Linked DNA regions of Homo sapiens: all the other regions are linked to region 2. Evidence: chromatin contacts called from ENCODE Hi-C data. All regions are on one chromosome and are shown on one strand. Each heading gives the region's core, a stretch centred on a gene start or an enhancer-like site at or near the end of the contact. The rest is flanking DNA. Distances are from core to core; before and after follow the strand shown.

The links. Hi-C counts contacts between places; a loop is a spot of excess contacts on that map. Pooled maps may share reads with other maps.
Region 1: a loop to region 2 is called in a pooled map, with 5 times the contacts of the local background. The contact joins two enhancer-like sites. A Hi-C loop is called at or near these places in 5 of 37 single-sample maps with no recorded cell type and 5 of 50 pooled maps.
Region 3: a map of B cell shows a loop between it and region 2 (6-fold over the local background). The contact joins the promoter of LINC02458 here to the enhancer-like site in region 2. A Hi-C loop is called at or near these places in 1 of 168 maps with a recorded cell type or tissue (B cell), 2 of 37 single-sample maps with no recorded cell type and 3 of 50 pooled maps.

What each region holds. Positions count from the first base shown.
Region 1 is chr12:89,038,790-89,041,571 of GRCh38, reverse strand. No RefSeq gene overlaps it. Among named protein-coding and RNA genes, the nearest start is that of LINC02458, 20 kb to the right of the region's middle. RefSeq lists an enhancer at 2,429-2,498. Within about 2 kb of position 1,256, at least 4 of the 41 ENCODE cell types and tissues checked have a DNase peak (open chromatin) inside an H3K27ac peak, as active enhancers do.
Region 2 is chr12:90,249,476-90,252,500 of GRCh38, reverse strand. No RefSeq gene overlaps it. Among named protein-coding and RNA genes, the nearest start is that of LINC02392, 42 kb to the left of the region's middle. Within about 2 kb of position 1,605, at least 5 of the 41 ENCODE cell types and tissues checked have a DNase peak (open chromatin) inside an H3K27ac peak, as active enhancers do.
Region 3 is chr12:89,018,349-89,021,292 of GRCh38, reverse strand. It overlaps LINC02458 (long intergenic non-protein coding RNA 2458), which reads left to right and starts at 1,601. Exons shown (of 3, transcript NR_038385.1): 1 at 1,601-1,740.

The DNA of each region.
Region 1 (2,782 bases), core at 7-2,506, 1.2 Mb after region 2:
AGAAAAAAATTTAGGAGAGTAGATGGTTGTGGATCCAGGAAATCCATCAAGCATTTTTCTTATGCTTGATGTAGAGAAGAGAGGTTTCTTTTGGGGCAGGGATAGAGGGCTGCAGATTATTCTGTATTTCAGAAGAGTACCCTTTGGGGTGGGGAGCCAATTTGGACTCTTTTCTGTAAGTCTTTGGTCTTTGCAGCATCCTGCTTTCCAGTAGGCCCATGTTCAGCACTGTTTCCTCTTTTCTACATCCAGCAAGCTGTGGCTCTGGGGTCTGGTCCGTAATATGAGGTTCCCATGGTTGCTTTTGCCAATCATCACAAACATGATGACTTAGAACAGCACACTTTGTTCTCTTACAGTTCTCGGGGGTGGGAGGGTATAAGTACAACATAGGTTTTAAGAGGGTAAAATGAAGGTGTTGGCAGGACCATGCACCCCCATCCATCCCACCACCAGCAGAGGCTCTAGGAAGAATCCCTTTTCTTACATTTTTTCTACCTTCTAGAATAGCATTTCTTGGCTCATGGCCCCTTACTTCATTGTCAAGGCCAGAATCTTCAAATCTCTCTTGACTTCTTCTTCACATCACCATCTCCTCCATGGTCAAATCTACCTCTTTTTCCTTCTTACGAGTACACTTGTGGTTGCATTTAGGGTCCACTTGGATAATCCAGGACACTCTTCCCATCTCAACAGCCTTAATTTAATCACATCTTCAAATGTGCTTTCTCTATATAAGGTAATATTCACAGGTTCCAGGATTAGATCTTGGATATCTTTGGGGGTCATGATTAGCCTGCCCTCTGCCATTTTGATTCAATATTCAAGGTGATTGTCACATCTTTTTCTCTGTGAAGGCTTCTTCTTGGAAATAAATTGGCTCATTGCCTGATTCACTTATGCTGAATATCAGTCAAACCATTTGGAAGGTTTCTGTTGAGAAATTTTTGTCTTTGTGGTTCCCATGAACCACTTACTTCCTTAGGCTCTCTTAAAATGTTCTAGACAAGCACAAAGAATGATTCACATTTATGTTTTATCTCAGATATAAATCCTTTTAATGATTCATGGGGTTTCTTACTGTGAAATCACCTTCTCAGAAGCTTCCTTTTCTAGGAATCTGATATGCTTTCAAATTTTCTATTGAAAAAATGCCTTCCTGCGCCACTTCTGTTATGTACATCTAGTGAATCCCTGTCGGCAGTGACAGGAAGTTCGCTTCCGTGCGAGGGCTGGCTGGCCCCAGGACACCTGTTGTGCTTGTGGTGAACATGAGATGTCAGGCCTGTGCTGCGCCTTCCTCCAGGCGGCCAGGTGGGAGGCCCAGCTGCTTCTCAGACCCAGGATCTTCATGGCTTTCTGCAGAGGCATGGGGTTCCTCTCATCTCGCATTTCATCTTCCACACGATTCACATTGTGTGAGGCTTCAACTCTGGGTCCCCTAGAGAATATTTTTATTCTGTGGCCTTTAGTTAGTTCATTCAACATGTGCCTGTCGAGTGCCTACTATGTATCTGACATTTTGCTGCATGCTGGGGATTTAAGGAGAAGCGAAGGACAGATCTTGCCCTCAGGATATCAAGTTGCTTAGTCAAAATAGGGTAATCCTGCATATTAATCATTTTTTAGTGGCAAGTGACAGAAACCAAATTCCATCTGGCTTAAATTTAAACTTAAACCATACTGACTTAAACATTAACTATGTAATGAAAAAGATACTTGATAATATTCTGTATCAGCTGGGGTCCAATCAGAGAACGGCTCAATCGATCAAAGGTGTCTGTGCGCGCGCACACACACACACACACACACACACACTAAGAGATTTATTACAAGAATTAGATCTATGCAATTTTGAAAGCTGGTTAGTTCATGAGTTTTCATATAGCTGTTGTCTTCATTTCTGATGCTGGAGCATGAAGACTTCAGAGCTAGCTGTCTAGCAGGAAAGTGGGATATATATATATATATATATATATATATATATATATATATATATCTGACCTCTGAGGATGGACTGGAACCTGGTCTGTGTCTTATCATCTGCAGACCACGTCAACTCCTTCCTGCAGAAGGAAAGATGGCACCCTTTGTCATCTTTCCAAGTGTCATGCTTTCCAAGTGCAAGCTAAACATGCACTTGGCCCAGGAGCCGGTGAAAGTGTAAGAGAATCTGAGGGAAGGTGGAGTAGATGTAAATCTGGCTGTTGACTCACAACAACAAAGGAAAGTCAGTAGATAACTGACAAAGCACATGCACTGCAGCAGAACCTGGTGCCCCTGCCCAGCCCTTTCAGACATAAAAACAATGTGGTTGCCTTCACCTCCACCTTCTGAATCCCATGCAAAATGTCTTTTGCGTTCCACTCTAATCAGACATTTATAGCAAAGGGGATTCTGAGTGACAGAGTGTAGCTTAGCCAAGTCAACACATGACAAAACTTCCCCATATTGGCATATGAAATGACTGGCTGGAGGTGTTCAAACCATTTCCTCAGAAATCTCTCAACTCTGTGTTTCTCTCTTTTGACTTCTTTCTGAGTCTATTCTCTCAGTTCAGCTTCATAGCCCAGTGGAAACAGAGCTTTTCTTTCTCAAGTCCTGGGCTGACGCTCATTGTCTCTGATTTGCTCAGAGGACATAGCACTCCCATTGGGCAGCCCTGTGTCACTTACCTTTTTCTGAAGTCAGGGTATGGAGCCGGCCCTGTTTTAATTACAGCACTGAGAATATGTAAGAGGTAGTTTCCCAAGAGAAAATCAAGGCATTGGTGAAAAAAAAA
Region 2 (3,025 bases), core at 356-2,855:
CAAAAATACCAAATTATGTGAAATGTGCCAAAGAAAAGGCACCCTGACTCTGCAATCTAAAGTAGGCCCCCAATATTCTTTCACAGGGTACCTTATATTTCCCCTTCATAGCTTCAACCACTGTCTATATAGTATTTATTTCTAGTTTCTCTGAATATATGTGTCCCTACCTCACACTCATTCCTAGCTTCTTGAGGATAGGTACTATATAGGATTGTATTCATTGCTTAATTCTATTGCCTTAAACAGTGGCTGAAATATGGTGAGTGTTCTATATTTGGTGAAACAATTTTTGAAATACACCATATTCATGGTCTAGTGGGATATAATAAAACTTAAACAGATTATAGTAACTTCCCCTCCTTCACTGACTTATTTATTTATTCAACAAGTTTGTTGAGCAGATGCTATGTCAATCTTGCCTTTAGTGATATAGATATATATTATGAATAAAATGCATAAAACTACTTGCCACGTGGATCTCACAGTGGAGAAGATCATTATTAATCAGACTCTAAAAGTACATAATTATAGGTAAACATATAATTTGTAAAATGTAATGGTATTAAGGACTAAAATAATAACGGAGATTTGACATACTCTTAGGGATTAGGGAATGGAGAAGGAATACATGCATGTAAATAAGCAAGGAAATTATGATTTTTAGGAATAAGAGACCAACTGAGAAGAAACAACATGTGTTTCATCCAAGTTTCACAGAGAAGTAGAGCTGGTTTTGGGTGTTAATTCCTCTTGTCCTTCACAGCACAATTATGTACAAGCACAGAGGCATTTAATGGTGCTTGAAGTTAATAGGCGAACAGTTGAATGTTGTAATTCTCAAGATGTATCGTTTTCAAATAACTTGAGCATTAGGTCTTTCAATTTTTAAATTTTACTTTTTAAAATTTGTTATTTTTCTAATTAAATATATTTACATTATGTCATGTTCATTTTTGCAACCATTCAATATAGCATAGATTATACTTTGGATGCTTAAGAAGAATCAAGAGTCAAAATTTCTTTAAGAAATTAATTTTATATCTCTTTTTAAAACTGCAGAAATAAAAGCAACCACAAAATAGACTGCAGGAAGGAAAGTAAAATTAACAGAATCATATTGTTTCTAAATAAACTACTGTTAAAGATTTTTCCAGAAGAGAATCTCACTCTTTAAAAAAATTATCATGTAGAGATAATGGTAGAATTTTATTCCATGAATGATATGTTTATTTATTACATATTCATTAAATATTTAGTAGAGGGGATTAAATTGGGAAATATTTCCATTTAAAAGCTACTTATTTATAGAGTTACTATTATTGTTTCAAAAGGCAGCATGTCAAAAATTACAGCAAAAAAAAAAATGAGTATGTTTATTTGGAAGCCAGAACCACACACTATCAAAGCCAATAAAATTGGGCAATGACCACAAACTCAGTTTCAAAGCTGAGATTCTGAGTGCTTGGGTTGTGGCAGTTATGATTTCCTGAATAAGACTTTGTGCTGGGTCCAGAATTCACTCTCTCTGACCTTCAGCCAAGAAAGGAAGTAGCGTGGGTGACCACGTTCAACACTTGCTCTGGGGATTTCTTTCTAGCCAAAGCTAAAAGGAGGCTATAACTGGGTAGCCAGGCCTGTCCTTAGCACATTCTGTATTTAGATGGCTTACTTAAACCCATTAGCAGCAATATGACCCTGCCCTATGCCCCTACAGACTTCCGAAAAGAAAAAAAAAAATAACATTGGGGCAGGGTGTTGGCTATGGAGCCAACACAAAGAGGGATGAAGAGGGGAAGAGAGAGAGGAAGGAAGAGAGGCCTTATTTATGTCTATGGGATTAGGAATCAAATAGACCAGAATTAAAACTCCAGCTCTTCTGTTTACTAGTGGTTTACTTCTAGTTAAATTGCATGCCCAGTCTGAACTTCAAGTTTTTAGTTGCGGAAAGTGTATACAGCAGTCACTACTTTAGAAAGTGGTTTTCAGTACCTGGCAGAGAGGAAACACTCAATAAATCGTCGTTTTTGTTAATGCTGTTATTATTGCTTTTGTTATGTCATCTACAGTAGGGGGAACAGGGATAAAATGCTGTTTCTCGGGAGGCTTCAAACATGCCATTGTGTGTTTGTGTGTGTGCCGCCTCTAAACCACCAGTATTCACCTCAATCAACCCTCCCCAATTTTAATTTGGATCCTTCAGGTAAAAAGCAAAGGAGCTATTCAGCACAGGAAAGGTTGAGCAATCTGCCCTAGGACTAATCTTCCCAACAGGCACTCCCATAGATGAACTGTTTCCCATCAGATAGTTGCCAGGCATGCCCCGAACGTTTTTATTTCTTAAAGTAATTTGAGTAGGTTCCTCGGGGGAGACACATTTTTAAAAAACCTTTTTTAACTAAGGCAATCCTTGCTCTCGAGCTAGTTTTAATACACCTTTGTAAAGAGCTCTTAAAAGCTCTAACCAGTTCATCAGAACGAAGATAAGTGCAGCTTAAACACATCATACCAAATAAATAAATAAAAGTAACATAAACAGAGAAAAAAAACAAGTTCTTAACAGTGCAACTTGAAAATTAATTATAGCACAACATAGAAAATAAAAATAACCTGGATACACAATTTCCTTCCAAAATAAAATTTTGCATATTGGACACAAAGTCACATGCTTCTGAGAATTGGGGGAGTTTTATTATTTCCTATGAAATTGACAAGATACAACAAGATATTTGCTTTTTTGATATCAGTATACTATGCTTCCAGGGAAGTTTTCTAAAAAGAAATATTTTAAACCAAAAAAGCTATACTTATTTTTTGGATTTTAAAAAAATGCACTTTCTCTGACAAGTGAGTAAAAAGGATATTCCCAAAAAAACCCGAGAAGAAAGGCAAATAAGTTTTACCCTCACAGAAGAAATGAAATTCACAATACGGAGGGGTAGGGCAAGAATTTACATCTTCCTGTCATTTTGAATTTGTCAAAGAGGGGGAAGACAACCAACTTCAGCTGTTAACATCAACTTCC
Region 3 (2,944 bases), core at 352-2,851, 1.2 Mb after region 2:
ACTTCTGTATTTTTGTGCATTTAGTTTTTCACAGGTGTACTCTCTTCCTGATGTCTATTCTGTTCTGGTCAATAAATTTGACTCTGTGTCTATACCACACAGTATTAATTATTCTACTTTTGCCTTTTTTTCTCTTTTTGACAGAGTCTTGATCTGTGGCCCAGGATAGAGTGCAGTGGTGTGATCTCGGCTCACTGCAACCTCCGTCTCCCGGGTTCAAGTGATTCTCATGCCTCAGCCTCCCAAGTAACTGGGACTGCAGGCCCGCACCACCATGCCAGGCTAATTTTTTAGCATTTTAGTAGAGATAGGGTTACACCATGTTGTCTATGCTGGTCTTGAGCTCCTGAGCTCAGGCAATCCACCCATTCAGCCTCCCAAAGTGCTAAGATTACAGGCATTAGCCACCGTGCCGGGCCGGCTTTTTATGCAACTTGTCTTGACAACAAATTATCAATGTTCTCAAAATACACTTTGGGATTTTGCTTTTCAAAAGAGGCCAATGCCACCTCAATCACAGCTTTCAAACCTCCTAGCTCAAGGTTCAATGTCCTTTTCCTAGAGTCAGACAGTTGGCCCTGCCAGATTGCTGTGCACTGTCTCAGAGTATGATAGGACAATATTGGAGGTCCCAGATGTCTGCTCCTTCTGTCTCCAAGAGCCATCCTGGTCAACACCGTGTTGGCAGGTCAAAATATGTGCTGCTTGGCCATTTGCCCTTTTATGCATGATCCTGTAAATATCTGTAAGCCACCACTTACTTATCTACTCTCCCAATTATGAGCACCCAGGTTACCTCCAGTTGCTGGACACTACAAACCACACTGTCATCTTTGTGCATATATGCTTGCAAGCCTGTGTGAGGATTTATTTGAGATATATGCCCAGGAATGAAATGGCTGGATCATAGGTTATGTAGATACTTTATCTGCTTAAATAAGAACAGCAGCACCAATGTACACTTTCACATTACTCAACATCTTTACCTATGTGTCTCTGCATGCACAGGTATAAAGTCTGGAAAATTACAGTTTTGGCCTTACTCACACAACTTCCTGAAAATAATTTCTCAACCCTAGTCCCCATACATCATGAAAAGAGCCTTTCCTTATGACAATGTGGACTTGTGCTTCTTTGTCCCACCAGGTCCCTATCTATCTTTCTGCCTCCTCCCTATGCATGAAGCACCTCATCCTCAAATTTGGGGAGATCCTGTCCAATTTAAAAATTCTGCTACTCAATCATACTAAAATAGAAAGCTATGATTGATTTTGATGAGTATGACTATCTATTTGGGGTGGGAAGAAGAGATGAACATGGTTTGTTTTTTAGATGGTAAAAACAACTAAATAGAACACTAAGAGATGTGAGCAAGCACTAGAGTGGTGCCAAAATTGTTCTTCGCTCTGATCCCTCCGTTCAACAGATCTATAAAGCCCTTCCCAGTCTCTCTTCAGATGCCAGGGCTACGGGATTCCACTGGCTGTAGCACCTCATCGCCTGCTGTAGGCTCCATGACTCGTTTCCAGTCTGCCATCTTGTGGTCCTTCCTGTTGCTGCATTCATACTGGTTTACCGAGAGGGCAACAGTGGATTTAGTAGACTTCACGTAGCTTGCGTCGCTGCTCCTGTCTCCGTGTAACTCACAATAAAGAGATTTTGGCATCAACCGTGAGCTTAGGGGTAGAAGGGTATATGTTAGGAGGTGGGAGCAGAATCAATTCTTCAAATCTTAATGATGTAAGTCATAAAGATGTTTCCTCGAGCCACTGTTGATTCATTGTTAATGATTCATTGTTAATGATTCATTACTGCGTTTTCTGCAACACTAAGAAACCGTTGTTTCTACTAACTTTATAAAAAACATATAAGATAAAGAACAAGTGAAAATCCAGATTTTTTTAATGAGGTATGTATACCTTCGTGGAAAATTTGAAGACAGAGACAATGTTTTACTATTTTCATTTTTGCACCTACAGTTTCTAGCATAGGCTTGGCATCTTGTAAATATTCAATAAATGTTTGTTGAATGAGTGCGTTAATTGATTCTCCTACCAGTCTGAGCTATCAGTTATGTCTCTGTGGCTAGATGGACACCATGTCTTCCATCCCTGCCAAGAGTTCAACTGAATTCAAGTTTATAAATGGAAATGTGTGTGTATGAAGGAATTAAAACAATTCAGAAAATATAAAGTTTTAAAAACGACCTTTCCTAGACATAGTCATTGTTAATAACTGGGTATGTATCTTTCTAGACCTTTTCAATATTTCTATGTATTTACATATATAAATATACAAATCTATACACACATATAGATTTATTAAAACATAAAAGGGGTTTCTTTGGGAAATAGTTCTTGAATTTGCTTATTTTTCTTACAGTTAATACGTGTAGGAGATCATTCCATGTCCATATGTAGAAGTCTATAGCATTCTGTTTGGCAGATGGATAGCATTACATAGTATAAATGTCTCATAATGTTAAAATCATTTCCCCTTTAGTGGAAATCTTTGTTCTTACAATGTTTTCCTGTACAATTCTTGGCCATGAAACTTGGTACACAAATGTGTCTTTCTGTAGGTCAGTGTCCATGAAGTGGGGTTGCTGGTCAAAGTATATATTGTATTTAAAATTTTTCACGAATACTCCTAAATTTATTATGAATTGATACAAAGGCCTTGTCTCACGAATTAAGATTAATAAGAAATACGGAAATCATTATTACTTTTTAATTTTTAGGGATGTATTTGACATGATCCTAAATAATGTGGCTGGCTGAACTTCCTGTTTCCTAATCATTTGTATATCTTCTAGATACTTCTATATATGCTGGCTTGAAAAACTGGCACAGAGAAGCATAACTGGGCTTGGTTTTTCTTTTTCTCGTTTCTCCTATGGAGAATTCTAAGCAGCAGGTAGCACCCTGGAGCACTGTGTTTGAGC